Linked DNA regions of Mus musculus: all the other regions are linked to region 3. Evidence: chromatin loops called from intact Hi-C (ENCODE). Cell type or tissue: heart. All regions are shown on one strand. Links, peaks and the distances in the headings refer to the core of each region. The heading gives the core; the rest is flanking DNA.

Region 1 (10,240 bases), core at 1,571-9,570, 290 kb before region 3:
AAGGGAAGGCTTCAGATGAGGAGGCCTTCTCAAACATGAGGTAGAGAGCAATGGAAGAAGGTAGCTGGTGTTGACCCCTGCCCTCTACAGACAGGCAAGTGAACCTCCTCTGTGTTTGCATACAGCACACACAAGTGGGCTGCTGGGGAGATACCCCAGTGGGTAGATATGCTTGCTGTGCAGATGTGGGGATCTGAGTGTGATTTCCTGGAACCTGTGTAAAGCCAGGCACCGTGAGCTGTAATCCTAGCGCTCCTGTGGCAAGATGGGAAATGGAGACAGGAGACCTGTGGGCCAGCTAGCCTGATGCACACGGTGGCAGAAAAACCAAGAAACCTTGTCTTAAACTAGGTGGAAGGCAAGAACTGAGACTAGAGGTTCGTTCTCTCTCTCTCTCTCTCTCTCACATAGACACACACACACACACACACACACACACACACAACACACACAGACACACAGACACAGAACACAGAAGTCTGAGTTACTTACTCCGTGAGCTGATTTTTCTTTTCTTTCTTTCTTTCTTTTTTTTTTAAAGATTTATTTATTTTATGTATGTGAGTACACTACTGTAGCTGTCTTCAGACCCACCAGATGAGGGCATTGGGTTCCATTACAGATGACTGTGAGCCACCATGTGGTTGCTGGGAATTGAACACAGGATCTCTGGAAGAGCAGTCAGTGCTCTCAACCGCTGAGCCATCTCTCCAGCCCCCAAGGAGGACTAATTTTTCACAAAAGGATCCTATCTGTTTCCTGAATAGCTGCCCACCCAATTTTTTAAAACATTATTATTGTTTTGTTGTTGTTGCTATTGTTATTATTGTTATTTTTGGCTTTTTAGACAGGATTTTTCTGTAGCCCTGTCTGGCTATCCTGGAACTCACTCTGAGGACCAGGCTAGCCTCGAACTCAGAAATCCACCTGCCTCTGCCTCCCAAGTGCTGGGATTAAAGGCGGGTGCCATAGTGCTCAGCTTCAATTTTTTTTTTTTTTGAGATAGGGACTTATGAAACCCAGGCTGACCTCAAACTCAACATGTATTGAAGAATTACGTGCCATTGTCTCCCCAAGGGCTGGGGTTACAGGCGCGTGGCAGTTACCGCTCCTGGCCTTTTATTTATTTTTATTTTTGTTTTCTAGACAGCCTCTTAAATCATGATCCTCCTTGCCCCTTTAGGGCTTGCAGGGTGCAACACTGTGCCCTGCGTGCTGTCCTCTGCTTAACCATTCCCTGTGGTTGCTTCTGCAGGTTCATAAGTTCTACCGGGGTAGCGGAGGCAGTTTCAGCAAGGCTCAGGAGGAATGGACCACTGGAGCGTGGAAGAACCCACATGTGCAGCAGGCAGCCCAGAATGCAGCCATGGGGGCTGCTCAGGGTGCCATGAATCAACCGCAGACTCAGTATTCTGCCACTCCCAACTACACGTACTCCAATGAGATGTGAGCCAGCCAAGCCCACCAGGAGGCAGGGCTGGGGGCCAGTGGGACAGGGGGCTTAAGCCACATCTTCTGTGTGGTGACCAAGCAGGGTTCCCCCTTCCCTTTTCTCCTCCCCAACTTTGTACAAAGAATCAGAGTTATATATATATATATATATATGTGTGTACGTATATGTATATGTCTATCCCTGCCCCCACCTTTGGGTCCTCTGGGAACTTTGCACTGCACAAGAAGTGTTTTCTGTGCATTGGTAGCCAAGCCTATGTCCCCTTGTGAGATAATGTACAGTGGCGATCTCTTGTTGTGGTGCTAGATGTATGTTTAGAACTAAACCAGCCCCCTCCATCCATCAGGTTGTCCCCTCTGACCCTGGCCCAGAGACTCCACAGGCCAGGGGGAGGCCTAGCAGGGAGCCAGATACCTTGTGCAGGGTGATGAGCCTAAGCTATTTCTGCCTTTAGTCCCATTGGGAAGCAACAGTATTAGTGTTCATGGTGATAGGCAGGTTCTAGGCGATGGGACAGAGAGGATGTCCCCTTGCTCCCTGTAGTCCTCCCTCCACCTCCTCTTCCCCTCGTTCCTCCCTCATTGTGAGATTCTTTGTGCTCATTTCCCTAGCTGGCTCCTCCGTGATCTTTTTCCTCCCCATGTAGCTTTTCGTTGTCTTCCTAAAGCGGGGTGTCTCAGTTATGTCTGCTTTTAAGACTACCCAGATACCCCCAATCCGCTCCCCAGTTCCAGGAAGCTGACATGGGAGCTCAGCCAACCCTGACGTGGAAGGGGCACCCAGCTTGGGGATTCTGAGCCCATTTGGTACTTGATACGGGGGAGGGGGGGGAATGGAAATGCAGAGCTGATCTCCTTGATTCTGCAAGCCTGGCCCGCAGAGGCAGGCATCTCCTTTTCCCTCTCCTGGCTTCCACCCCTTGCTGCCCAGATCCACCTTGAGCCGCTCTGCATTTCCCGCTGGCTTGTATGAGGCACTTGCCAGGTGTAAAGGCCGTGGTGGAACAGAGGGCATCATTGGTCGCTGGGGGAGGTGTGGCTGGCCCCAGCTCAGAAGGGCTTCTAGCTTCTCAAAGTGACCACTGGATTCCTGGAAGGAGTAGCTGTTCTAATTGAGTCTGGCAGAAAGGATAGAGGTCAGAAGGTTAGGTCTGAAGGGGGAAGATCTGAGGAGAAGTCAAATAGGACCCATTGAGAGGGTAGTTCACCTCTCCAGTCTCCCTTGTCCTGGCTACAGGACACATTCTGCAGAGATGCTCCCAGGCCCAGTTCAAGCTGCAAGCACAATGTCCTGAGTAGGATTCCTGGTTGGCAGGAGGAAGGGCAGGATGGCTCTGCCTTTAGTTTTTAGTTTAGTGTTCTGTCCTTCCCTCCTCTTCCATTCACGAGAACGACAGGATTCGATTCCAGGCCTTTCCTTAGTTCTCTTAGAACCCTCATCTCTCTCTAGACTGATCTTAGTTCCTGGGACTGTATCTTTCAAGCAGGGTGTGGACATTGTCTGGTATCTTATTCCTCTGCATGAGGCCTGAGGTGGGTAGGCCTTACCAAGGAGCAGCTGGCTGTTTCTCATCTCCTTGCAACAGAAACCCACCTAGGCTAGGGAGACTGGAAAACCATACCACATTGGTTTGCCTTGGACCCTAAGACTTGGTTTCAGGCCACCTTGAGCTTTGATTTTTCAGCTTCTTCCTTGTAAGAGAATCCAAGAGTGTCTGGAAAGTTCCTTTCCTGTTGACTCCCTAGGCTTAGTTGATTCTCTCCCCTACTGTTTTCTCTATGGAGAGCAGTTGTCATAGCTCCTGCTACCCTGAGAGATTCTAGGGCTAGGCTCTTCCTCCTCTTCCCTTCTCCCAGCTCCCTTTCTCTTAGTCCTCTGTTACTTCCAGGAAAGCTGTGATCCAGCTGCCAGCCTAGCATCCACAGCTGTTGGGTGTTACCCCCAGTCAACTTCCTGTCCTATCGGCCTCTCCTCTTTCCTGGCTCACACCTATTGGCCATGCCTGGCACTGCCCTTGGGAAAGCCTGTCACCAGTGTCTGGCCCAGCTGCTCAGGCACTGGGATGCTGCATCTTCAGGCAACTATGCACTTTGATGAGGAGAGAGTGAGAGAGATGGGGCCGGGCACAGATGGTTTGCTTGAGGGGTGGGAGGGCCTGGTGGATGCTGGGAGTCCTCCTGTCTGTCGCCAGCCAGTGACCTGCTTTTGCATTCTCCTGGTGCCCACTGCCCCTTGTTTCTGAGAGACACAAACTATCCCCTCATTGGCAGTTGACCTGCCCGAGCCAGTGTCTATCTGTGTAACTGGATGAATATAATAAAGGGATCATTTGACCCTGTATGTCCCTCTGTGTTACTTGTCTCCATGTGGGTCTCAATGAAGCCTTGATGTGGGATGTGAAGCAGGGTTGTGGAATTGAGTTGAGTGGATCTGTGATGCCAAAAACCATGTATTTTGTGATCCTTCCTCTGAAGCAGCCCTGAGTAGGCCATGAAGTAGTTGCCACAACTACCAGTTAGGAAATAGGAGTGGCCTGTAACACTGAGTGAGGCGCATGGCCTGACTGTGTCTGTGACTTAGGGTTTCCATTGCTGTGAAGAGACACCACGACCAAGGCAACTGTTATAAAAGGATAACATTTAACTGAGACTGGCTTGCAAGTTCAGAGGCTCAGTCCAGTATTGTCAAGGCGGGAAGTATGGCAGCATCCAAGCAGTCATGGTGCTACAGAAGCTGAGAGTTCTATAACTTATTCCAAAGGCAGTCAAGAGAAGACTGGCCTCAGGTGGCTAGGAAGATATATTTGCCCACCCCCACAGTGACACACTTCCTCCAACAAGGCCACACCCACTCCAACAAGGCCATACTTCCTAATTGTTCCTAATTCCCTGGGCTAAGCATATTCAAACCACCATAGCCCTTAGTGTTAGGACTAGAAGACTGGCCTTCCTTAGCTCCCATGGTGGGTCTCTTGAAGCTGATTGAGTGGGCTCAATGAACATGTAAGTTCTTGAAATTTCTGATTGCTGCAGGGTAATGACTACAACGATTCGAATGTGCCTAGGCTTTGCCAAAGATGTGCTCTCTAAGAATGTTGTCTAGATCCTCTGTGATGGTCATCTCTCAAGATTCCTCTCAAGTAGCAATGGGCACGGTAGCACACCCCTTTGATCCCAGCACTTATGAGGCAGAAGCTGGCAGAGTTCTAAGTTTCAGACATGCCAGTTATTGAAAGAGAGAGAGAAAGGAAAGAAAGAAAGAAAGAAAGAGAGAAAGAAAAGAAAAAGAAAGAAAAGGAAGGAAAGAAAAAGAAAAAGAAAGAAGGAAAGAAAGAGAAAGAGGGAGAGAGAGAGAAAGAAAGAAAGAAAAAAAAGAAAAAAAGAAAAAGATTGCTCAAAGTGAGCCTTTCAATGTCGCGGCTCCCCTGCCTAATGTGGCTTTAGCCTTGCACAGGGAGCCCCAATGACTACAACTCCCAGAAGCCACAGAAATAGACCACGACTCCCAGAAGGCCATGCGATCACTCGCTTTCTCTGGAGTCATTTAGAGCCGGAAAGGCGCCTAGATACCGCGATACTTGCGGGTATCCTGGAGCTGGTGAGCAGTGGAAGGGGCGGGAAAGCTGTGTCGGTGGTGCCGCCGGGTGGGGCGGTGGGAGAAGCTCCTCTGGTCGCTGTGGGTCCGCGTGAAGGTCCATGTGTAATGTGTCAGATGTGGGGCTATAGGTGTGACTCCAGTCTCAGAATTGGGGGCTATGCAGCTGCACCGGTGCCCGCAGATATCATGCTCTATCCTTAGTTTAAAAGACACCCACACTTGACGCTTACCTTTGAAAAACTGCAGCATAAGGTGCCCCCCTCCCAAAGATTTAGGACCGCCCCGAAATACAAACTTTTTTTTTTTTTTTTAAATTACGTTTATTTTGTAAGAGGGGTGGCTGTCACAGCGTGCGTGTTGAGGTCATAGGACGACCTGCAGGACTCAGTTCTACCCTGTAAGTCCCGCCCTCATTCAGGGCCTCAGACTTGTCTGCAAGCTACCTTGCTGAGCCAACGTGCCTCAAATTGTATTTTATAATCATAAACGAGAGAAAGGAGAACGCTGGCAGTATTTAGATGCTTAAACCCTAAACTTGCCGAGTGGCATTTCAAATTAGAGTTAGAGCAGTTTTTGTCAGAAAAAAAAATGTCACCGTCACCGACGTTTGGAATATTGGAAGCCAGAACTAGATAGTGGGCAGGAGAGATTCCCAGCTGCAGGAAGTGATGCGTGTTTGGGAGCTGGGGTCTTCTGCTTCTTTCTAGCAGCTGGGAACCAGCAAGGCTGTGATGTATCTTCCTGACACGTGTCCTCAAGAGGTGTACAGATGAAACTGCAGTAACTTTAGAGGCAAACATGCCTACTTCCGGTTTGAGACATCCATTGGAAAGCCAAACATTTTGGCTGCAACCAGCATTCCTTAGGTGCAGTGTGGTCACACTTTCTTGGCTACAGTCTTGCCCGTATCCTGTGGTCACATTTTCTTGGCTACATTCTTGCCCATTCTATTACTGGTAGGTATACATGGAAATTTTATACTTTGTCCTTGATTAAACTGAGAGAATTATAGTCTCACACAGAGGCCTCTTTCTCTGCTGTGTATGTGTTCTCTCTGTGTCTCTCTTAAATTTCTCTCTCCCTTCCCCTCCATTCTCCCCCTCGTTTTTTTCTCTTTCCCTCCCTCTCCTCCCTCCCTCTCCCTCTCAGGGTCTCACTGTGTAGCCCTAGCTACAGGACTTAGTATGTTCGAATCTCAACTCCTAGAAATCTGTTTGTTTCTGCATTCCAAGTGCTGGGATTAAAGGCATGTGCCACCAAACCCTACTTTTTCTTGAAATATACATAAGACTAAGTGTAAGTTCTGTGGTTATAATAAAGGTCAAGTAAAAATATGAAAAAAAATTGTTCCCTGCATATGCAGCTTAGAATATAAGACTGGTCTAGGTAGCCAGCGCATCAAGTGTATCCCTTGTATGTGTACCTCAGTCTATGAGGGTGGGAAGAAAAATTAATCTGAAGTCCAAGGATGGCCAAGAGTGACTCAAGCTCGACTCTGGAGGTTGAAAGGGAACATTGCACCATGTGATAAAATAAGCTTGTTTTTTGTTTTTTTCTTGGGAGGGTCAGTAGTGGTGGGAGAGAATCAGATATTATAATGTTCAGATATTATAATGCTGGACACTTCTGGACCAGCATGATAGGTCAGGGAATGCAAACATGTACAGCCTTATCTTGGTCTGAACCAGTGGGCTCTGTGGTTAAGATGGAGGGTGGTCTACCATCTTAACTGTCTGCCAGAGCTAAAGGAAGTGTGCAGGAAAATCCGTGCTCTGAAGCATCAGAAGGGGCGTTGTTAACCAGCTAGGAAGAAGCACAGATAGGGACCGTTTCTACGTGTGCAAAAGTTTCTCTCTGGCTACTGTGTTTTGGAAGTTATACTTATTACATAAGCAGAGGATCTTTGTGTCTCTCTGAAGGAGAGAGAAGGCGCAGGTTTCTGGCAGTGCTTTACCTTCACGGCTGGCCGCCCTCATCCCTGAGCTTAGGAATCACAACCCTTCAGTCTCATAACCCGCTGCCTGCTTGTCCACTCTTCTCTGCTGTTCCTGTGAGTGACAGGAACCCAGGAGGTAAGGTACTGCTTCTAGTCATCCTGACTGTGTTAACAAATAAAACATTTAAAAGTCAAAAGGCGTTAGTGGAAACTGGATGGAGAAGGAGACTAAACTGGCTGGAATTTGATCTTAGAGAGCAAACAACCTTTTGCTACCGGCCACCTTTCCTGGGACTCAGGATGAACAAATCAACCTTGCTTCCAAATGTGGGCTAAATAATCTGGTTTCTATTCTCTCTCTGTGTATCTCTCTCTGTGTGTCTGTCTCTGTCTCTCTATCTCTCTCTTTCTTTCTATCTCCCCCCAAACCCTTCGCCAAGAAGAATGGTTTTGGTCCTGAGCAAAGCTTGGGCCTCAGAACAAATGATGTTTCTTGGGCCGCAGAACATTGTGCCTTCTGTGGAGAACAGCTGAGTGAGCAGCAGAGTCCTGCCTCCAGTTTAGCCGACAGCTTTCTGTAACATGACTCTTAGGAATGTTATCTTTTTGAGGTCCAGGGACTGCACATGGAATTGTGCGTCTTTTTTACAGGACTCTCCTGTTCTTGCCACATTTGACTGAAGAAGGACAACGGGGTCAAGGTTTGAGGACTGACAGGTAAGTTTTCCTGGAGATTCAAAACTGTGCTTTTCAACAAGCATTGGGGCTCAAAGTTCTGTCAGTTTGAGGGCAGCCTAGTCTACAAAGCGAGTTCCAGGACTGCCAGTGGTCTGTTACACAGAGAAACCTGTCTTGGAAAACCAAACCAAAAAGAGAAAAATAAAATGGATGTGCTTCTTATGGAGCTGGAGAGATGGCTTCTGTTCTGCTCTCACAGAGAACCCAAGTTCTATTCCTGTCTCTGTGTGTACACCGAGTCACGTAGCTCACAACTGCCCAGTACTCCAACTTCAAGGTGACCGGATGCCTCTGGCCTCAGAGCACCTACATTCAAGTGCACATACTCACATGTACACACATAATTTAAAATAATTAAACAATAACAAAACCCAGACCTGTCTCTCACCTACTAATGATGTACTCTGGGAGAAGCTGGTAGTAGGTCCCATGGACATTGTCAGTTGTTAACAGCGCTCCCCAAACTTTGGGTGGGCTCATGTCTCTTAACAAGCCTGGTCCTGATTACAGCTCTTTATTGTAGCAAGGATTCGGTATTGGTGGTAGGGCTTGGGTAGAGAGAAGGCGCAGTGGTTAAGTGAGCTTTCTCTTGTAGAGGACCTCCGTTCAATTTTTTTAGACCCGCGTGGCAGGTCATAACCACCTATAACTCCAATTCCAGAGGACCTGACACCCTTTTCTGGCCTCTTTGGGCACTTTTCACAAGTGATGCACAGACATACATGCAGTCAGAATACCCACACACATGAGACATACATGCAGTCAACCGTCAGACAGACCTAAACAGTGCCCACACACATGAATAGTGAATATATAAAGTAGATCTTTAAAAAGTACTGGCAAGGTGAACTTTACGGTTGGGAGTTGTGCCTAGGGAACTAATCTGTGCTTAACCCCTTTGAGATGGGTACCTGGAATCACCTCAGCTCTAGTGGATATATACCTAAAGGTTACAGGCAAATGCAGAGAGGCCCCCTGTGGTTACCCAGGCATGGAGGGAGCTGGAGCTACTGGGTTCTCCTCCCGTGGCTGACCTTGACCTTTCATAGAAAGAGCCACTTAGCACCATCTTTTGCATTGATTCACGCTGCACTGGATGAGGCTTCAGAAATCAACTGTTCCTATGCCTTTCATATAAGTAAAGGGTTTGGGGGAGGGAATGATCCTGACGCAAGATCACACACCAGGTCAGGAGTACAGCCTTGGACAGGACCCGGGACTCTTGCTTCCCAGGGCAGGTACTGTGTACTGTTTATTCATCCAGCAGATAATCAGGGCCGTGATGGTGAGGTAAGAGGTGGGTGGTGGTTAATCTGGTCATCCTTAGGGAGATTGCTGGTAGAGGAAGAAGCAAAGGCAAAGGCCTGACGTCTAAACCGCGAGAGATCATTGAAAAGGTTCCATGGAGAAAAGGGCCATCCCGACATCCACAGAGTCCCTAAAAGCAGCAGTGCTGTCTTCCACACTTCTCTGCTCAGGGTTTGGTTCTCAGTGACTGTGGCTGATGGAGCGAGGTGTGCTGGCCCAGCCTCCAGGGTAGAGGTTCTGATGTGAGCATCAGCCGGAGGAGGAACCCAGTCAGCTGCTCCTGTGGAGTGGCCCACTGCGTCGTATTTGACTCTTAGAAGTCAGTTTGTGTTTTGGAACTCAGCCTGGTGCACAAGGATGGGACAGGCTACAGAGCTGGCTCCAGACGAATTCTCCTTGCCTGTGGTTCCAATCCACTGGCATCCAAGTACCTTGTCCTCTCTGTCTGCTTCACCAGCCAGCCAGCCAGGCACACCCCAGTAACTCCCCCCGGTCTCGGCCCTCTCACACATCACCAGCACCGACATTGCTTTCTCACAACAAAGCACCAGGTTCTCACCTCCCTTGATATTCTGGCCCAGATCTGAGGGACCATGCAGCCCGGCTGGTCCCTCCTACCCCTCCTCGGGACTCTTCAGCGTCTCTCATAACTGACACCGTGTTCTCTGCCATGCCATTCTCCTTCAGACCTCTGCACTTTGCAGGGTTATTCCATTTGAAGTCATTTCTTCTTGCCTGAAAAAGTGCTCATCCTTCAGACTCAGCCTGAACGGTACCTTTATGTGACACGGTCTCTGAGACAGTCCCTGGGCAGCCATGGCATAGGTATGGCTCTTAGAGCAGTGTATGGAGAGGAGGCCTGACTTGGTCATCATACCGCGTGCTCCCAGAAGCTGGGACTTTTAAAGCCCACAGCAACTCCGGCATTTAGATGGCCTAGGGCATGCCACATGCCCCTTGTTCTGTGACTGAATGAAGAGGATGCCCTTTCTTCTCTTTTAGATTCTAGACCCAGGCTTCCTCAGCCCCCAGAAAGCCACCAGACCTCACATGGAACCAAAGGCCCCATGCCCAGCCGCCGTCCCCTCAGAGGAGAGGAAGTTCCGTGTTCTTGTGGGCGTCACTGGCAGCGTGGCCGCTCTGAAGCTGCCTCTCCTGGTATCTAAGCTGTTGGACGTTCCTGGGGTGAGTATCTTCTCAAGATGAGT
Region 2 (10,240 bases), core at 976-8,975, 610 kb before region 3:
GAGAGCACTGGGGCCCACGAACCTGGGAGGGGAAAAGAAAGGTAGAGAGAAATAGAAGCTGTAGGAGTTGAGTACAAGCAGAACGGGACATCACCTTGGTGCCCTGGAGTCAAGCTACAGACCAGGCACACAGAAAAGGCTTGACAGGCCCAGGGCACAGGCTGGTGGAAGCTGGTGCTTTGGAGCAGTGGGTAAGCAGCAAGTCTCCTTCTGGGGGAGCGCAGGGCTGAGCAAGGGGTGGAGGAGCGGTTCCAAGGTTCCTCTCAACAGAGTACCACAGAGATGAGATGTGTATGCCGGGAGACGTTCATCAACCTAACTTTACTTCAGAACCAGTTCTTTTCTTCTGCTAGGTTTTATGAAGAGAGACAAGAGGACGAAGGTCTAATGGGAGACCATCCAGGAGGAAGGCCAAGCTGCAGCCTCTGGAGAGGACAGGGCTAGGAGACAGCTCCTATATCAGCTGTCAGCAAGAAGTCCTCTCTGTAGAGAGAGTGGGGGCTGTAGGCAGATGGCCCTGATTTTTCCTGTTAGGATGGTAGGCAGGAAGACGGTCTAAATTATCTCATTTCTGACACTTGGGGTAGGGCAGGAGATGGGAACTTTTTGAGGATGTCGGCCTTAAACTGGAGGATGCTATTTTCCCGTAGCCATGGAAACATGGCTGGGCAGCATTGGTAGGAGGTGACGACACCACAGAAACCTGTGAACGAAGGAAATTCTATCAGTGTGGGCCTGGCCTCAGGTGGGAGCTGCATCTTCTGACGCCTGGATATTTCAATCTTTGGCTTCTAGGCTGGAAACCAATGGGGCAGGACTCGGGCAGAAGCAGTTGAAATGGCTGTTGAATGTCTGTGGGGTTGGAAGGTGACTATGAGTCAGTTTGAGTTTGCAAAACATAATCACCCAGCTTTTTAACTCAACCGCTTTTACTTGGTTGGTGATGAAGATGCCGGGCCATTACGTCAGAACCAGAGGCAAAGCTCTCTAAAGGCAGTTTCATCACTGCAGGGGGGCCTAGGGAGCCACAGCACCTGGTGGGCGCGCATCCCGTACGGGGAGGGGACACCTGGGAAACCCTGGCTGTCCGCGTTGAGTCAGCAAGATCCTAAAGCTATGCCCCGCCCTGGCCGGCCGCCGCAGCCTCGCGGACCTCGCGTGGCGTGGGGCAATTAGGCGCGGCACCCGCCCGCTTGGCTGCGCGACGCGCGGGGGCGGGGACGCTGTCAAAGCGAGGCCCAACCAAAGGACCGCGACTTGTATTCTCTTCTGAAAAAAAAAAAAATAAGACCTCATGATCCTGCCACGACAAAGCGTTGGACAGTAGGTGGGAGGGGTCTAGACTGGGTGCCTCACGCCCGATGCCGCAGCGAAAGGACGGGCTGAGTGACTCGAGTGGCAGAGCGGGAGCGCGGCGCGGCTCGGGGCTTTTGTGTGGCGCGGGTTTCCTAGCAAGACTGACAGCAAGACGCTCTGAGGTGTTCAAGGGAAGGGGACGATTTCTCCGTCAGACCCCACCGCCGAGGCTCGCGGGGATCTTCCCGGAGACTGCTCGCTCGAGCCAGCTGGGGCGTGGCACCAGGACTTTCAAAAAACCCGCACAAGCCGAGAGCAGAATGTGTCGTTTGCTTCTTGCGCGCAAGCGGAGTCGCGCCCGCCTTCCTCTGCCCGGGCGCACCGACCGCCTTCGTCTCTAGCGCCCTCCCGGGCCCCGGGAGAACAATGCCGGTCCTCTCCGCGCGCAGGAAGAGGCTGGCGAGCACAGCTGGGCCGCGGCGGGGAAGCGGCCCCAGCCTGGCAGTCCGGTGGGTTCCTCCTTTAGGCCCAGAGCCGTCCTCAGACCGTGGTCGCGCACCGATGCGGCCTCGGGGGCCTACGTGCAGCACCACACGGAGAGGGGCAGGCCGCGGCCCGAGGCTGCTCCCGGGACCTCCGGGAAGAGACCTCCACCGATGTCGCCCGGACCCTGGCGGGGCAGGCCAGTCCCCCAGAGTCTGCGAGTTCGGGGCTAGAGCGGTCAGGCCTCTGGGCCGGGTCGAGCCCGGGCCGCCGACGGCTGCGTCACGCGAGGGGGCGGTGCTGCCACGGGCGGAGGCCAGAGCCGGAAGCGGAAGAGGCGCTCGGAGTGGGGAGTGGGGCCTAGCCGCAGCCGGAGCCTGGGAGACGGTGAGTGTGGGCCCGAGCCCGTGGCCGGGCAGCTGGGGTGAGTCGGTGGGGACGGCCACGCCGGTACGGGTACCGTGCCACCCGGTCGGGTCTCGGCTTGGACCTATTTCCCTCTTCGGCCCACGTCAGGCCGCGGTCCCGACCTCTCACCCCTGACCCGCCGCTTCTCTCCCTGAGGGCGGTCACTGCAGACCCCTTTTCTGGTTCCCGCGGTGTTGGAGGCGGAGCTCCAGCGGCCTCGGAGCCGGCTGGGAGGCTTCCCTTTGGGTCCCGCGCCGGCCCGCTGGCTGGGTCGCGTCCGACCTAGGCTATCCTGGAAAGGCTTTCCCTGCCCCGAGCTCGAGGCTTAGCCCGCAGATCTCCTTCGCGCGCCGCCTGGAGTTTGATTCTGGCCCAGGCTGGCCATCCCTTTGGTCGCCGGGTCTTCCCTTGGCGGTTACGGGGAACGGGGCTCTGAGATCCCTGGGATTCGGGCAGAAGGAAGGGACTCGAGTGCGGGCCGCCGGCCCCCTCCGTGTTTTGTTATGATGGAACCGCTCCATCCCGGAGAATGGGCCAGACCAAGCCAGGAGTACAAATGTCCAGGCTGCTCCTCGGTCCGGTCGGGAGCCTCTATGCTTTAGTTCCGGGTGCGGGTGCCCTGATGCTTGGGTGGGAATTGCCAGAGTCTAGCCCCCATCAAGGCGGAGTTGGCGGCCTTCCAGTTTCCCTCCTCCGTGCCCTTGAAAAGGAGGAGCGTTTTTGCCCGGTGGCAGCCGCAGATTGCGAGGTGGCAGGTTTGAGGTTGCAGTGGTGGGGCACTGCCAGCCAAAAATAACCATGGGTCGCTTGGGTGGCAGGAATCCGGGAGGGCAGCCGCTGACCTGGCTGGCTGCTCTTCTTGTTAGCCCGGTTCTCTAGCCAGGAACAGCAAATGAGAAGCCAGAGAGGCCTGTGCTCATAGAAAAATTGGCATCCAGTAACTTGGTCTCATTGGTCACATTGCCTTTTTCTTCATTGTTCAGAGCAGAGCCTCCCAAAGCATAATTGTGGCCTTTACGTTTTAAAAAGCTTCTTTGCCGAGGACTCATGGAATCGGAGAATTTGTGAGAAATAGGCTCAAACGACCTGGCTGGGAGGAGGACATGGGCCACCTGGTAGCTCCCATTTTTCACCTGCCTGGGATGCGTTGCAAGGGAGATTATCTCCATTACTGCCTATGTGTGGTACTTCATGGCCAAAATATTGGGCCATCTTTGCCAGTATGAGAGGTGTTATCTTCATTTTTCAGGCATGACAATTTAGGTCTAGAGTGACTTGTATAAGGCCACAGGGCCAGTAAGTGGCAACACTGGGATCGAGTTCAAGGTTTCCTGCCAAAACTTCCTACCCGGTCCCTTGGAAGGAATTATAAATTAAGGCATTCAACATAGCCCTGAGTGTTAGCCGGAACCTTCTCAGTGCTAATGAAAGGCTGTCTTTAGTACTTCTTGTGGCCCAAACCTGTGCTAGGCTTTTGACTTTATAGGGCAGACATTTAATTCCTATGGAGCCTGTAAGAGATTATTGTTCCCTTGTTTCAAGAGGAGGCTGAAGCTTAAAGTGGTTTAATAACTTGCCTAAAGGCAACAGTGAAGTGGTATTGCTGTGGAGCAGGTTGGCATTCGACTCTGAGGCTGTGACTTTCCACTCAAGTAGACATATGTGGTCATAGAAATCCACTTAGGTCCCAGAAGGAAAATTTTGGTCTGCTGTAGATTAGACCGCATTACAACATCCTCCAGATAGGATGCTTAGGGTGCTCTGTCTGCCTGGTGAGGATGGGCAGGACCACTTTGCCTTTTGGGAAGATGTATGCCTGGCCAGTAGGTTGTCTTTTGGGTCAGTTGGTGAGACATGGGCTACTGCTTTCAGGCTACAGCCTGAGCACCTGTCATAAGGTCATGGGGTGGGGGACATTCAGATAAGTGTGAAAACAACAGTGCCTTTCTTAGGGCTCCCAGAGGTTTACATAAATTGCCTCCCAATCCTGCTCATACACAAGTACCTATTTCATCTTTGGACTGTGCTGGTGAGATGGAGCAGCCTTGATGGATTTGTTTAAAAGGTGCTTGGCCAGGCAAGCCTAGGACTATGCACTACTAGAGGTTGGGTGTGAGCAATTGAAGGCTTGGAAAGCAAACAAGCTGTGCTCTCATGCCTGGCCATCTGGTGGACAAAATGTGAAGGGGCTGGATATGGGTGAAAACGGTGCCAGACTCACGTAGCCATCTCTCTGAACTGGCTGCTGATCCCATTTGGGAGTCTCCGGTATTGGATCTAAGTACTCCGTGGTTAAGGAATACTTGTCCTACTTCCCAGTGTAGACCTACAGCCACGTCTTCTTGGCTCCTTCAGAGATAGGGCACAAGAAAGAGTGCCGGAGTAGGAGGAGCTAGAAGGGATGGCTATGATGCTGTTAAAGAGGAAGCACCTGGTATGGGACTCTAGTTGGTCTGAGGGCCACTAAAATTTGCCTCAGGCAAGCAGCTTAGATACCTGATTGTGGCTCCTTTCTGGGCTGATACTCTGGATGGGTCAGCAAGAGCTGGGCAGGCCTTCTGGGCCCAGGCCCACTTGGCTGGAACCTGATAGGAGTAGGGACTATTGGTGAGACATTGTGTCTTTGCTCAAGGGTCAGAGTTCTCATTTCTACTGTGGTTCCTCACTGACTGAAGAGTTTTGAATTTCTTTGAGTTGAGTCCAGTTCATTGCTTTAGCCAGGCAAGTTTCAGTTTAGTACTTTGGCTCTGTGCCACCAGTTCATTAGCTCCAGGCTTCTAGAACATTTAGGTTATAGGATCCCATAGGCATGAAGAAATTGAGCAAAAAACCTCTCCATTCCTCCTGTCCTTGGCATCCCCGTGGCAGTGCTCAGCATCCCACTACATCTACTTCTGTATCTGGGCCCTGGCTTGCATAGTTTGAGTGTTCAGGCCCCTGGGCCAGGCTGGAGAGGCACCTGTTTGTTTATTCACTTGGCAGAGGAGGGAGTCATCCACCCATTGTCTGCTGTTCTGTCACTGTGACATCAGAGTTCTTCTTTACTTCATAAACCCCTGGGAGGGGCTACCCCTAAACAGAACAATGGGCCTCTTCTTCAGGAGCACCTGGCTGCACCAGGCAGCCCTGTGGCTGGAAGCAGTGAGCTGTGTGTTGAGCAGGGCTTTCTCTTTCTTGTGGCCTAGATGCATCACTGTAAGCGATACCGTTCCCCAGAGCCAGACCCATACCTGAGCTACCGCTGGAAGAGGAGGCGGTCTTACAGTCGGGAGCATGAAGGTCGACTACGATACCCATCCCGAAGGGAGCCTCCCCCACGGAGATCACGGTCCAGAAGGTGAGTGGGATCTGGGTGGGAAGAAGCTTTCCTCAGCTAGATGAGTAGAATGGCCCAGAGCTCTGCTGCTCTCAGGCTCCTTTAGATGGCTGCTTCTGCCCAGCCGCCCGTAGATTCTTGCCCTGACCTCTCTGGGATCCTTGCCTGTGCTTGCTTCCTTTTCCTGGCCTCAACAGAAGTTACCTTCCTTGTCATCCTTTCTTTCTTTGTCAGAGTGGTCTCTCTCCCTCTGTATTTTCTAGGCCAGTACCCTACCCCTGAGTCTTCCTCAGTAGAAGTAGGAACATCACCCTAGCCTTGAAAGACTGGTCCCAAGTCCTATCTAAGTCCCCAGACCAAAGTTACAGTTGTAGCAGCCTGGTCAACTCTGCTATTCTTGGAGGCCTTCCTGTGCTCCCCTTCTTCTTCCTCCCTCTGTGGCATTAGAGGGACACTGTGGCACTAGAGGGACACTGTCATTACCTAAGGCTCTGGAGAATAAGCTTTGTATCTTTGTACCTTCTCTTGCCCTGTTCACTCCCCCTCAGCCTGGATACTTCAGCTCTAACAGGCTTTCCTTGAGAGCCTTTGCAGGGGCCCTGCCAAAGGCCTCTTGCCTGCTGGCTAGTAGGAACCCTGCAGCAGGAACCTGGCTAGTAGGCCTTCTTGACTCATCTTGCTACCCCCTCTTGGCAGCCATGATCGTATACCCTACCAGCGGAGGTACCGGGAACACCGTGACAGTGATACGTATCGGTGTGAAGAGCGGAGCCCATCTTTTGGAGAGGACTGCTATGGGTCTTCACGTTCTCGACATCGGAGACGGTCACGAGAGAGGGCGCCGTACCGTACCCGCAAGCATGCCCACCACTGTCACAAACGCCGTACCAGGTCTTGTAGCAGTGCTTCCTCGGTGAGTGGTGGCCAGAGTGTGCTAATAGGGGCCTAAAGGCCTCACCTCTTTCTCGCTTCTCTCAGGCTAGCTGGTCTGGGTGAGTACTGGCAACCCTGTGTACATACACCATTGTGGGTACACACATGAGGTGTGTGTGTGCGTGTGTGCTGTCTGGTATAGGACTGAGCAAGGATGGTATGCCTTCCATTTTCTGGCCCCTTGCCAGTGGCAACTATAAGGGCTCTGGCTCCGGCGTTGGCTGATTTCCAGCCTGTCTATATCTTTCCACTGTTCCATACACAGGCTACATGGTACACATGATTGGGACACACTTCTCAGGGCTGGTACTAAGATTGTTGTTTGTGGTTTGGGGCTATATGGCCTGGTCTTCTTCACATCAGGTCTGTCCCCATCGGGCCCACCCCATAGCTAAGTGCTTTGATGAGTGTGGATTTGACCTTCTCTGCAGCCTCATCTCCACAGTCCTCCTCTCCCAGAGGACCAGAGTCTGTTATTACCCAATAAAAAGGGGACACTTTACCAGTTAATTTTATTTTTCTTTTTTAAATGCTGGGAGTCCAACCCAGGGCCCATACATACGAGGCAGATACTCTACCACTGAACTGTATCACACCCCATTCCCTACACCTCCTCTTTGTTTTTGAAAGTCTTATGTATTCCAACCTAGCCTAAAACTCATGATCCTTTTCCCTCTACTTCCTGAGTGCTGGGCACCACCGCCTGGCTTCCTAGGCTTTTCTTTTTTTGATATGGGTCTTGAATTTCTGTGTTTACTTTTCCAAGTTGCTGGTCTGTAAGAGCACATCACTTTGCCCTGTCAGTCAGCTCAGGTTGGAAGCTTCTCATCAGACCTCCAGCCAGGCTCTCTTCTACCTTGTTCCTTTGTAGGTGTGCTACTTACGGTAAGGAGAGGCAGCTGTCTGCGTGGTGAGATCCCAGGCCTCACCTTGTTGCAGGCCACTTAAAGACCAGAGCTTGGCCAGCATTCTAGGGTGGTGTGTGGAACAGACCAAGAGCCCACACTGTATTCAATCCCATGGAAAAGGAAGGTCACTCGTGTTTACAAGGCTATGTGCTGTCTTCTCTTCTTCCTGTTTGTTCTCCCCGTGTTGTCCTCCTGCTGGCCAAGCGGCCTCTTAGTAGTGGTGGGTTTGGTGAAGGTATCTTCTCTACCCAGCGCTTGACCTGAGTGGTGTGAGCTGAAGGTTGACTTGCCGGTGAATCAATCATGGCTTGTGGCCTCACACAGTGCCGTATGCTGCCACTGGGTGGCAGTGCAAGTCTGGTGCTCTGCTTATTTTTGGTGCCCTCTGTCGTCGTGGGCTGGGTCTGGCTTAGGAGTGGCACAAGTCCTAAGGCCAGGTCAGGAGCTGGCTTGGGGCCTGAAGGTCGGCCAGCCCAAAGGATCTCAGCCAGGCTCATTTCCTGCTGGAGTTTGGTGGCAGGAGGGCTGCTGGCAGAAGTCTGTTTCTGGTAGTTGGTTAAGTCTGGCCAAGGATGTCATGTGGGGGCAGGTAGTAGCTTGGTTCTACGTGGCAGCTGTTGAATATGTTGTAAGGCTGTGTGGACCAGCAGAGGCAGGCAAAGAAAGGGTGAGCATACTGTTGCTGCTGAAGCCAGGATAGCCCTACAACCTGTCCAGAAGGCTGGACCCAGGTTGGGCCAGCCGCCTTTTTTGCGTCGTCTTCAGCTCTGGCCAGAGTCACGGGAGGGTCAGGGAGGGGGAGACTAGAAGAGGAGGGAGTCAGGGCTGTGGCTGTCCTCGGGGCCTGGCCCCTCTGTGTCATAGGCTGGACATCTTTCTGAGCATTTGTGGCACTCTTCTTAGAGATAATGTCCGAGTTTTCTTACATACCTGTAGCTGTTTTTGCTTTTCTGTTTTGAAGTCAGTTTGTGTCTTGACGTGTCCCTTGCAATATCCCTATCGTTATATATGCTGTGTGCCTTATGAAATGCTGGGATCTGGAAAATCCAACCAACCAACCCACCGGCTCCTCACCGTCTCCACCTCTGCCTTTGACTGACACCTCAATCTGTCAATCGGAACCGCCTACCATGCGATTGGTCGGATGGCGTTTCGGGGGGCGGTGCATGCAGAGAAGCCAACAGAGCAGTAAGCGCAGCAGCCGGAGTGTGGAAGATGACAAGGAGGGCCACCTGGTGTGCCGGATCGGCGATTGGCTCCAAGAGCGATGTACAGCCACCTTTCGTAAAACTTTACCTCTCTACTTTCTACCCCCCTTGTTAGATGAGACCTCTCCTGCGTGGAGGGGCCTCTAGTGCGCGTGGCGCCTTAGTGGGGCCACCAGTAATTGCCTGAATGACACAGACACTAGCAACTTCTGTTTTAAAGAGTGTAGCAGTGAGCAAGAACCTTTGTTGTTTTTGAGGATTTGAATGCTGTGAACTTGCAGGAGCTGCCACCCTCCTACCCTCCAGACTCTCATGCCCAGCTTCTTCTTTCTCACAGATGAGATCGTGGGGAACCTGGGTGAAGGCACCTTTGGCAAGGTGGTGGAGTGCTTGGACCATGCCAGGTGAGCGTGCTGGTACAAACATCCTTGAAAGAGCTAGTGCAGCTCTTTTTGGAGGGCCGCACCATTGCTGGATGTGTTGGGTTTGCTGATCTCATGAAATAAGGGAGGCATCCTTGGGGTTTGACAAGCCTGTGACATCACTACAAGAACTTTTAGCTAGTGTGTGCCTCCTCCCTGGTTACCCACTTCTCAGCTGTGGCATTGGATATGTGGCCCAGTGCTGCATCCCATGAGCTTTTGGATATTTTTGGCCAGGCTTCATCTATCTGGTTTCTTGGGCAGAGGAAAAGGTACATATAAGGTCCTGGGAACCTTTAAAGAATACAAAGGGAGTCAGTGCAGGGCCAGAGGAGGTGGACTTCATCTCTGCCAGCAGGGCCAGGGGCTTCCTTTGAAATGAGTTACATCTATGTTAAAGATAAGACGGCTGTGGGGAGGGACCTTGTTTCAGAAGGCTAAAGTAGTGGCCTCTCCCCTTGGCCAGAAGGTTGAGGATGCTGCTGGCTTGGCCTGATAGTACTTTTGCCCCTCCCATGTCTTCCTGAGAGATCCCAGCCGAAGGAAATGAGACTTTGGCCTTTCTCACCAAACAGCTACCAACTACCCCAGTGCGGCTAGGGTCATGAGTAGTCCATGCTGGCTGGGAAGGCAGTACCTGTATGTGCCATAATGCTGGGGCCAGATCATTCTCTCCAATCCTAGCAGTATAACACTTACTGCTTATCATCTGTCAGCCTAGAGTCTGCTTCCTTCCCTGTAGCTGTATGTTAGAGAGGCAACCCTCTGGAGAGCCAGTTCCTGCCTTAATAATCTCTAATTGCTTTAGTTACAGAGAACTGGTATCCTCATTTGAGCTATGCAGGGCACCGCTTCAGAAATGAAATATGAAGATGCTCGGGAGTTGCCCAAGTTACACCTCAGCCATTGATGACAGAGCTGGGCTTGCTGTTCTTGGTCTCCCACATTAAGTGAGCTGCTCAAAAAAGACCATTGCACCCAAAATCAGCCATCCCCTCAGCTATGAGATGAAGTGCTAATGAGAAACTTCCTCCTGCACCCATTTTCTATTCAACCATTTCTAGGTTCTTCATCATGAACCTAGAATGAGTATAAAGGGACACATACACACAGTCCTGTGACCAGATGTAGACAGGACAGGTCCAGGAACTCTAACCTAGGAAGACAGCTATACTATGGGCTGTCCCTCTTTGAGTAGTTGGGGGTAGGAAATGAGTCCCTGAAGTCACTAAAGGACAGACAAGGTCCTGGGTCCTTTAAGGTAAA
Region 3 (10,240 bases), core at 1,469-9,468:
CATCAAGGTGGGAACATGGCGACATCCAGGCAGACATGGTTAAGGAGGAGCTGAGAGTTCTACATCTTCATCAGAAGGCTGCTAACAGAATACTGGCTTCCAGGCAGTTAGGATGAGGGTCTCAAAGCCCACACCCACAGTGACACACCTACTCCAATAGGGCCACACCTTTTAATAGTGCCATTCCCAGGGCTGAACATATACAAAGCATAACACCAACACATCTGGAAGCTGCCCCTCTGTACATACACCTAGGAGGACCATGTACAGAGAATAGGTGGCTGCTTCCAAGCCAGGAAACCCCCTCCCAGGGAACTGACCCTGCCTGCACCTGCATGTTTGACCCCCTGAACTCCAGAATTGAGAAATGTGTCTATTGAGTCTGGTGTTTTGTTGCAGCAGCCTAAACAAAGACCTGTAGTCTCCCAAGATGGGAGTTAGACTAGCCAGTTGCTCCTTGCAAAAAGGCTCACTGTAGAGTCAGGGCAGGGAAAACCTGGAACATCTCACTGTGTGAGGAAGCTGTCCAAAGAAGCCAACCAATCTCACTACCCAAAGGGAGATCATTTGAGCATCAGAATAAGCTAGGGACTGAGGCAGGCGGTTGTCCCTCACACCTGTAACCCTAACAATATTCAGGAGCCTGACTGGTGTATTACCAGTCAGGCTATAGAGTGAGTCATTGTCTTGAAGGAAAGAGAGAGAGAGAGAGAGAGAGAGAGAACAGGACAGGACGCCCAGGCTGACTTCATTTAATCCTTTGGCTCAGGGTCCAGATTGGAATTATAGGCAGAAATCACCATGCCTAGTGCCACTCTGAATTTCTGTAGGGTAAGAATTGCATTTCTACGTTTCGGAAGCCCTGCTGCTGAATGCTCTTCCAATAGCTGCATGTGGGGTAAGTACTACAGTGATGTTTGCTTTTGTTCCTTTTTTGAGCTAGGGCTCACTGTGTAATTCCAGCACCTGGAACTGGTCATAAAGGCCTCAATTGCTTCTGCTTCTCAGCACTCCCAGCTGCAATGCTTTTAAAGGTGTTGGATGCAGCAGGATGCAGCAGGGTGCAGCAGGGTGCAGCAGCGAGCCCACTTCACTTTAATACTCCAAACTGTGGTCGGGGGTTTCAGGACTTCAAGGTCATCCACGGCAATATTCCGGCCTGACTGTGTGACGTGAGACACCATCTTTAATTAATTAAATTGGTTACTTAATTAAATTAATTAACTAATTAACGAATTAATTAAAAACCTGGGCCTGTAGAGAATGCTGAGCGGTTAGCACCGGCTGCTCTGTGAGAGGACCCACGCTCCATTCCCAGCTCCTCCATGGCAGCTCCCAGCTGTCTGTCACTCCAGTTCCTGGAGATCCCGTGTCTTCCCTAGGCCAGAACTATATGCACATGGTGCACACATATACATGCAAGTTCAACACTCATACACATGAAAGAATTGTTAGGAAGGAAAACTGTTTACAAATTCCTAAGTTCAAAAGGACAAGGAGGAAAAAGCACCCTTAAAGCATACCTATGCAGTTTGTCACTATTGGACACAGTCGCTGCACCAAAATCAGTCTAAAAACTGGTTAAAAGCACCAGGTATGGTGGCGCAGGCCTTTAAACCCAGCACCTGTTTGCTAACACACTTTTTTTTTTTTTTTTTTAAGTAGAGACAGTATCTCTGCAGGCTGATTTTCTAACCACAAAGTAACATAACATACAGCATTTCTATCAAAGATGCTACAAATCAAGAAAGCAGACATGGGGGCCAAAAGGATGGTTAAGAGTACTGACTGAGCTGGGCGTGGTGGCGCACGCCTTTAATCCCAGCACTCAGGAGGCAGAGGCAGGCGGATTTCTGCGTTCAAGGCCAGCCCTGTCTACAAAGTGAGTTCCAGGACAGCCAGGGCTATACAGAGAAACCCTGTCTCAAACCCCCCCTCCCCAAAAAAAAGAAAGATCTTGGGGCTGGTGAGATGGCTCAGCAGTTAAGAGCACTGACTACTCTTCCAGAGGTCCTGAGTTCAAATTCCAGCAACCACATGGTGGCTCACAAGTATCTGTAATGAGATCTGATGCCCTCTTCTGGTGTGTCTGAAGACAGCTACAGTGTACATGTATAAATAAAAATAAATATATAATACTTTAAAAAAAACATAGTCAGCATGGGTGGATTACACCTTTAATCTCAGCTCTCTGGAAGTAGAGGCAGGAAGGTCAACCTGATCTACATAATGAGTTCCAGGACAGCCAGGGCTACATAAAGAGGGAATTGCTATCCACCCCCACCCTCCATCAAAACAAAAACAAAGTCATAGTCAGTAAGGTGAAACTCATTTTTACAGAAATTGCAAATAGTTGCTATATAAGTATTAATAGAATACAGCCTGACACAGTGGTGCACACCTGTAATCCCAGCACCTGGGAAATGAAGGCAGAGGATTAGGGTCCAAGTTCAGCTTTGCTATACAAGCAAGTAAGATACAGGAGACATCAAAAAAAGGAGTAGGAAGAGGGATAGGAGGAGAAGGAGGTCAATATTCCACAATTGCTAAGTAGATCTCAAGTGGGGAGCTAGGCCACTGGTACAAACCTACCATCCCAGCTGCCCCAGAGGCTGAAACAGGATTTTGGGCATGGTCATAGGGTCTTCCTGGGGAGGCTTCTTAGTGAACTCACTAAGCAGCATTTGCCCAAAATGGCTACACCCTCCAGAACAAAGGAGAAAAGGCTAAAGGGCTCTGATTTCTCATTTAACCTCTCTGTAGCCTTGTGGCTCACATCCCTAATCTCAGTACTTGAGAGGCTGAGACAGGAGGATGGCAGTTTTCACAGCTTACTAAAACTGTTGTCTTAAAATAAATCTTTTTTAAAAAGGTTGGTGATAGAGCTCAGAGGTAGAGAGTTTGCCCAGAATTCACAATGCCCTGGGTTCAATCCTCGGCCACAAATAAACAAAAAATGTTGATTGTGGCAAATCATCAAAGGTTAGAAACCTTTGGATGAAGTGTTGATTAGGGGGTCCCGTGAGATGGCTCAGTGGGTCACTGTCCCCAAGCCTGGTGACCTGAGTTTAATCTCTGAGGTCTGCATAGTGAAAGGAAGAATGAACTCCGGAAAATTGTCACCTGACCTTCACAGATACACACTCCAGGGCACATGTGAACCCCACCCCCACATGGTAAAAAGCAACATTAAAATGTTAAGCTGGGAAGCCGGGGAGCAGCGGTGCACACCTGTAGTCTCAGCACTCGGGAGACAGAGGCAGGCAGATCTCTATGAGTTGAGGCCAGCCTGGTCTACAGAGAAAGTTCCAGAACAGCCAGGGCAAGGGCAGAGAAACCCTGTCTGAAAAACCCAAAGAAAAAGGGGGAAAAGCTGAAGCAGAGACAGGTGGATCTCTGTGAGTTCAAAGCCAGCTTGATCTACAGAGCCAGTTCCCAGGAAAGCCAGGGCTACATAGAGAGTCCCTGCATTTTAAAAAAAGATTTTAAATGTTGATGTGAAAGTGGATATTTGCATGGTGGTTGAGAAACAATCACAGGTACATACCCAGATGTCCTCCAGGCGTAAACTGCATAAACAAAGTGGCTTCTGTACAGGAGAGAATATTTGAATTTCACGAAGAATGAGCTACTGAGAATAACTACACGGGCAAATTAGGGAGCAGAAGATAAAATATACTCCCTGATTTGTGACAAGAACAGTTAACACGGGCCAGCAAGATGGCTCAGGGGTAGAGGCGTTTGCTTTCTGAGGTGGGAAACCCATGTTATAGCCAGCATCTAGAACCTCAAAACTCCTCTTAAATGGAGAGGGAGATGGGAGGTGCAGGCGGGAGAGCTGTTCAGAAGCTCTGGGGCCAGCCAGCCTGGAGTGCAGTACAGCAGCATAAACAAGAGAGGCCTGCTTCAACTGGCCAGAGAGACCTGACTCCGACTTCCGCATGTGCACTGTGGTACATGAATACCTCCCACACACACACACACATCATATACACAGCACAACGACAATAAAAAAGAATCCAACAGAGAGTTTGCTGTACAACAGTGTTAGCTACAGACCGCATGCTGCACTTGCTCATCTTAGGCAACTGGAACTTTATTCCTACTATCAACCTCTCCTCCCCTACCCCATCTTCAACAATCTTTCTCCTCACTCTGTGTGTCTGATTAATGTGGACTTCTCACATAAATGGAATCTCAGTGTTTGTCCTTCTGTAACTGACCTACCTACCACCTAGCATAATATCCTCAAAATCACCTATGCTGCTACCTGTGGCAGGCAGTGTATAATATTCCACTCTGCTTATATTCCACACGCTGTGTTTCTTAAGACATTTTTATCATCTCCCTCCCCACCCCATGTGTGTGCGAGCTTGCTAGTTCATGCTTGAACACGTGAGTACAGCCGCCTGATGAGACGGGAAGCCTGTGGAGGCCATTCTCATTCAAACCACGACAGTGGCCCTTTCCTATCATCCCAGTTCTTACTGAGGAGGCTGAAGAGAAGATCAGGGGAAGCTGGGAACCAGTCTGAGGCCCAGGACAATGAGGAATACATAGCAAGACCCTCTCTTTAACCGTCCTCTCCTAAAAAATATAAGAAATGAGTAAATGGGTGACTGGAGGAACAAGAGAAATAAGTGTGTAAAAGGGTGAGTCTCCGCTGTTGGTCAGCACAACGCACCTGCAGAGGCTTTCTTTCTCTTTTATACGTTTTAATAATGCTGCTTCCATCTCCCAGGGACGTTTGAGGCTTAGCCTCACCAATGTTTCTCTCCTCTTGTTCTCCCCTAGCCTACCCATCACCACTCACCCCTGCGGCAGCCACACAGGCCTTCCTCAGCTTCTGTTCCTGAACTTTGAATCGATCCCTTGTGCCTGGCAAAAGGTATCTTGCCGACACTTTTTTTTTTTTTTTTTTTGCCTGAGGTTGTGACAGTCAAACCAAGCTTTTGTGCCTAACTCCTGACTTTACCTAGTGCTGCCCCAGATATAAGCCCCTGTGGTATTGCCGGATGCACTCCCCCCTCTCGGCCCCCTAGCTCCCGCAGGCCGTGATAAAGTTGTTTATATGTTACATCTGACTGCTCATTGACACGGCCATCTTGGGTCCCCAGGGATTGTTTATCTTGCACCTGTGTATGCCTCGCATACAGCTGCTTGTGGCTCTACACAGCGCCGTTTCCGGCTGCTGGCGTCAATCCTGGCCAGGCTAACTGGTGACTTCAACTGCAGACGCAGCTGCGACTCCGGGCACCAGTTCGGAACAAGGCTCTGCTCACAGTTCTTTCGTCACCTCCGGGTTACGCGACTGCTCCAAAGCTTGCCCAACACCCGGGATTCTCATAAATAAGGAACTCCATTCCATACTGCGCCGCCTGCCTGAGAAAACTACATTTCCCAGCAGGTACCAGAGTGTCTCTAGCCTTTCCCAGCGTGCTCTGAAGTTCGGCAGACTGCTGGGATTAACCCCTTACTGGCTGCTGCCTCAGGTTGAGCAGTAACCAGAGCAGGTATTCATTCAACTTTAATGGGGGCGATTCGGGGTCTCAGTAAAGGTGAAGATCTAAAGGATCTGGGAGCCCGGGAAAGACAGAGAAACCAAAATTTTGTTGGGTGTGTGCGCTATCTCACACCTCGCAAAACTAGGACTCTGAAGGTTTTCCGCAAACCGAACCCTTTTTGGTGCCAAGCCCCCAACGCGTCTACTTTAAAACCGCCCGTCTTCCCTACCTACCTTCTCCTCAGATCTTGCTAGTAGCAAAGCGCGAGGTGAGGGATAGAGGAGGGTGGTGAGGACAAAGAACGAGAGCCCTGTCCTTCCTGGCACCCCAGGGATCCATGAGAACAGGGCTGTGCACAGATTGGAGCTTACCCTTCTCCTACTTCTGCCTCCTGTCCTGACAAGAAGGCAGCCGGGAGAAAGCCTCTCTCTTCTGCCTGGGTGACCATGGCAGGCTAGGTCAATCCCATTGGTCCAGCGCACATTTGAGTTTCTACCTCCATGGATGTAGACAGATTCAGGGCCTGATTGAGCTGTAGTGGATGAGTGACCCGAGCTTTGCCTTGGGTGCCGTGAGGTGCTAGAACAGATGCTGAGTAGCTTTGAACTTTGGGAGCTCCTAAGTTAAGATGTGGATTAGGGAGAGAGAAGGCCTCCTTCAAACTTCCTACTGTGTGTGGGATGGGAGGCAGCAGGGGCAAAGGCCAGGAGTTGGGGAGGAACAGGTTTGTAAGTGGGTAGGAGGGATTGGGGGACACAAGGTAATAGGCTCCAGCAAGAATCTGAACTGTATTCTAAAGCGAGGTGTGGAGGCCATGGAAGGAAAGCACCAGTGAGCAAGACAGCCATGTGCCTCCCAGCTTCAGCTTCCTGGTACCCAGTACCTTGGATGGGTGGCCAGGCCACCATTTCTTTGCCTATCCTATATGGCGCTATGCCTCTCTGTGTCTCTGACTTTTCCTCTGTACAAACTTGGTAATAATTCCTACTGAACAAGACATTTCTGGCACGACCTGTTGTCCTCTTCCTACTACAGGGCCCAGCCATTCCTCCTTCAGAATGCCAGAGGGCCCAGAGCTGCACCTGGCCAGCCACTTTGTGAATGAGACATGTAAGGGGCTGGTATTTGGTGGGTGTGTGGAGAAGTCCTCTGTCAGCCGGAACCCGGAGGTGCCCTTTGAGAGCAGTGCCTACCACATCTCAGCTTTAGCCCGAGGCAAGGAGCTGCGCTTGACATTGAGCCCCCTGCCTGGGTCCCAGCCCCCTCAGAAGCCACTGTCCCTTGTCTTCCGCTTTGGGATGTCAGGATCCTTCCAGCTGGTACCCGCAGAGGCACTGCCCCGCCACGCCCATCTACGTTTTTACACAGCCCCACCTGCTCCCCGGCTTGCCCTTTGCTTCGTAGACATCCGTCGCTTTGGCCACTGGGATCCTGGGGGTGAATGGCAACCAGGCCGTGGACCCTGTGTCTTGCTGGAGTATGAACGGTTCAGGTAGGCCTGGGTATGTGGAGCACTAGACCAATAAGAAACAAATCCCAGCCCTCTACTAAGCCTCAGTCCCTCATCTATCGAGATGGTGTCTATGAGAGGGCAGCCCAAAGGAGGGAGACCAGCCGGAGGTCTGAGGATACAGAAACAGCATCAGGCTTTTGTAGTACTTAAGAAACAAGCTTGCACAGTGGGGAGAGGATAGCCTAGTGATTGAGTTTCTGAGTCAAGTTTTGGTTCTCTGTTCTGACTGCTTACCTGTCTATGTCCTGGGGCTTCCTCTGTGACCGTCCCTGTCATCAGAACCTGCCTCTAAAGAGGCAATAAGGGTCTCTGCTGTGAGACAGGCTCTGTAGGGGACAGCAGTGGGCAAAGCAAACTTTCACCACATTGATGACGTGCGGGTAAGATGGGGCCAGGAGACTTTGGCCAAAGGTGGGGATCTCAGGAGGCATGGCCATTCTAGGGAAGTGACCTTCAAGCTGGGGTTTGGCTGATGGAGACTGGGAAGCTGTTTAAATCTTGGAGGAAAGCCTTGCTGGCAAGAACTTGAGGGGTGTAAGCCTGGAGAGGACCTGGCCCGTTCTCATTTTCCTCCCTGGAAATAGATGATGTGCTTCTGCGGAGCCCTACACTTGGTCACATCTCTGGTGTCACAGAATAGCCCTGGGTTATTGTTGCTTGGTCTTTTCTGGGAAGTTGGGGACCAAAGGCTGCTTGGCTGCTGGTCCTGTTAAGTCTCTTGATAGACCTCAAAGCTGTTTGCAGTCCACCGGCTGGGTGCCTTGGGGATGGAGGGCAGAACCACACTGGAGCATCTACTTTTTTTTTTTTTTAATCCTCATCACACTCATCCCGCCACCTTCTGGTCCTTCACACTTTGGGGTCAGGGGGCTGAGACTGGACTTCACTCTATTCCAGGATTTGCTACATCCTCATGGCAGTGGGATTACTGTCTCAGCCTTCCCAGTGTTAGGATTACAGGTGTGCTGCCACGCCTTGGCACATCACACCAGGCCTGTGTGTGTGTGTTTGTGTGTATGTACACATGTGCACACACGCGCGCGCGCGCGCGCGCGCACACACACAGGGCCTTTTTATGTAGCCCTGCCTGGCCCCAAACTCGCCTCTCTTCTTGTCTCAGCCTCCCAAGTGTTAGGATTTACAGGTGAGAATCACCATGCCTGGCTGAAAAATAAACTTAATCCTAGATTTTTTTTTCCCATTTAACAAATAGAAAAACTGAGGCTCCAGCTGCCCAAATAGTACGGAGACCAGAGGGAGCTGGAATGGTTTGTCCTTGCACTCAGGATCAGACTCCCCAGCTCTTCTTCCCAATCCTGGGATGTAGGATGGGTCTCATGCATCCAGCCTGTGTCCCTGCAGAGAGAACGTACTTCGGAACCTATCAGACAAAGCCTTTGACCGGCCCATCTGTGAGGCCTTGTTGGACCAGAGGTTCTTCAATGGCATTGGCAACTATCTGCGGGCAGAGATCCTGTACCGGTCAGCAGACAGGCTCTGGGTACAATGGCTGGGGTGGGACATGGGTGACCACATCCACTACTTAGCATGGGCCCTCCCCACCACTCCAGGCTGAAGATCCCTCCTTTTGAGAAGGCTCGTACAGTTCTAGAGGCCCTGCAACAGTGCCGGCCGGTGAGGACAGTGAGCAAGCATGTGTGTGCTGGCTCTCCTGCTAGAGTGGGTGGCAAGGGTGTGGGTAGAGTCAGTTGTGTCTGCCTTAGCCCACCATGTGTGTGGAGTGGGTGTAAACCACACTAAAGGTCTTGCCAAGCTTATAGAAGTCCATTGTGTGTGAGTACCCTGTGTTGACACCTTGTTTCTGCCCATACCCACCTTTAGAGCCCAGAGCTGACCCTGAGCCAGAAGATCAAGGCCAAACTACAGAACCCAGACCTGCTGGAACTGTGTCACTTGGTGCCCAAGGAAGTGGTTCAGCTGGGTGAGGCCTGGGGAGGTCAAGATGGCCGGCGGCCTCTACCTTAGCCTCTGTAAGGTGCTGGACAGCTGTCCTGGCTCAAGGGATGGGAGTTTGTTCAACAGACCAGGTCTCTTGGCAAGTTTCCACTTTCTACCAGCCTTCTATGCAGCAGGTGGGGTAGAGATTTGGCCTTGCTGATGGAGAGGCCAGGACCCAGAGCGGGGGAACACAGGCCTAGTCACAGTGAGAGGAGGCAGTGTGGCCTGGATCAGGTTGAACCAGGCTCACTGTTCCTCCCACCCCACACGACCCTCTCACCTCTGACCAGTTCCTCTGTCCCTCAGGGGGCAAAGGCTATGGGCCAGAGCGTGGAGAGGAGGATTTTGCTGCCTTTCGAGCCTGGCTTCGGTGCTATGGTGTGCCAGGCATGAGCTCCCTGCGAGACCGGCATGGCCGTACCATCTGGTTCCAGGTTCGAGCCCTATACTCATATTGGCGAATGGAGACCCCAGGGAAGCTGGTGGGATAACAAGGTAGAAGCTAGAGGTCTGAGTCACGGAGAGATAAGTAAGGATATGGCCTTGCCACTCCAAGTAAAACTGCCCCTTCATCAAACCAGGTTGACTCCAGAGTTGTCTCCATTCCATTTCAGGGTGATCCCGGACCCTTGGCACCCAAAGGTAAGTAGCTCATAATGTAAGAAATAAAGAGCCAAAAACCCCCATGGCTTTGGATACCCATCCTCCCACCCCTCTCCAGCCTTGGAATCACACTGCAGTAAGAGTCTAGAGAGGGGCTGAAGCCCTTGAGCTCTCTAGCTCCAATAGAACATTCTACAGGGGGCAGATCCCAAAAAAAGAAGTCACAGGAGACACAGCTGGGGGCTGAGGACAGGAAAGAGGTATGGCTGCCACACCTGCCTCTGCACTTGCACTGGCCAGGCCAATCATGGGAGGGTTGGGGCCCAGTGGGTAATGTCAGCAGTCGGCCCTAGCGAACATGTAAACTGCTAGAAGAAAATTCAGTAAGGACCATTTCTACCCAGGACCTTCCACTTTCAAGCAAGTCCGTTTCCAGGATGCGGAGGGCCAGGAAGCACCCTCCTAAGAGAATAGCTCAACAGTCTGAAGGGGCCGGCCTCCAACAAAACCAGGAAACCCCTACAGCTCCTGAGAAAGGGAAGAGGAGGGGGCAACGGGCGAGCACAGGTGAGCATCCTTCTTGAGCCGGGAAGAGGGACCCCTGGGAGTGGCTCTCGAGGGAGGACGGGAGATAGTGCAGGGTCAACAGGGGGAGGACACA

What was found. A loop is a pair of places that touch in the nucleus more often than their neighbours do. Peaks named below come from ENCODE experiments on the same cell type or tissue, not always from the same donor. Only the 100,000 strongest peaks of a DNase experiment are listed, where the experiment ranks them.
Region 1: a loop joins it to region 3, with 4 times the contacts of the local background. A loop is called at or near these places in 6 of 42 quality-filtered maps.
Region 2: a loop joins it to region 3, with 15 times the contacts of the local background. A loop is called at or near these places in 2 of 42 quality-filtered maps.

The regions. Positions count from the first base shown.
Region 1 is chr9:57,434,880-57,445,119 of GRCm38, reverse strand. It overlaps Ppcdc (phosphopantothenoylcysteine decarboxylase), which reads left to right and starts at 5,006. Exons shown (of 7, transcript NM_176831.5): 1 at 5,006-5,050; 2 at 7,638-7,703; 3 at 10,035-10,217. The coding sequence starts at 10,083. Scamp5 (secretory carrier membrane protein 5) reads left to right here. Exons shown (of 7, transcript NM_020270.3): 7 at 1,256-3,793. The coding sequence ends at 1,450. In heart, for the core only: no CTCF peak of the experiment used is centred there; a DNase peak (open chromatin) is centred at 5,009; H3K4me3 peaks cover 1,171 bases; H3K27ac peaks cover 3,491 bases.
Region 2 is chr9:57,757,000-57,767,239 of GRCm38, reverse strand. Clk3 (CDC-like kinase 3) reads left to right here and starts at 2,126. Exons shown (of 13, transcript NM_007713.5): 1 at 2,126-2,166; 2 at 5,373-5,524; 3 at 6,200-6,416; 4 at 8,517-8,613; 5 at 8,890-8,956. The coding sequence starts at 5,373. In heart, for the core only: CTCF peaks have their summits at 1,716, 2,556, 4,361, 7,680 (motif pointing right) and 1 weaker place; DNase peaks (open chromatin) are centred at 1,269, 2,069, 2,879, 7,769 and 4 weaker places; H3K4me3 peaks cover 4,172 bases; H3K27ac peaks cover 4,364 bases.
Region 3 is chr9:57,143,357-57,153,596 of GRCm38, reverse strand. It overlaps Neil1 (nei endonuclease VIII-like 1 (E. coli)), which reads left to right and starts at 5,292. Exons shown (of 10, transcript NM_028347.3): 1 at 5,292-5,513; 2 at 6,540-6,996; 3 at 8,380-8,499; 4 at 8,589-8,652; 5 at 8,860-8,959; 6 at 9,283-9,410; 7 at 9,591-9,618; 8 at 9,778-9,839; 9 at 9,984-10,146. The coding sequence starts at 6,563. In heart, for the core only: a CTCF peak has its summit at 5,364; DNase peaks (open chromatin) are centred at 5,326, 5,846 and 6,946; H3K4me3 peaks cover 2,077 bases; H3K27ac peaks cover 1,853 bases.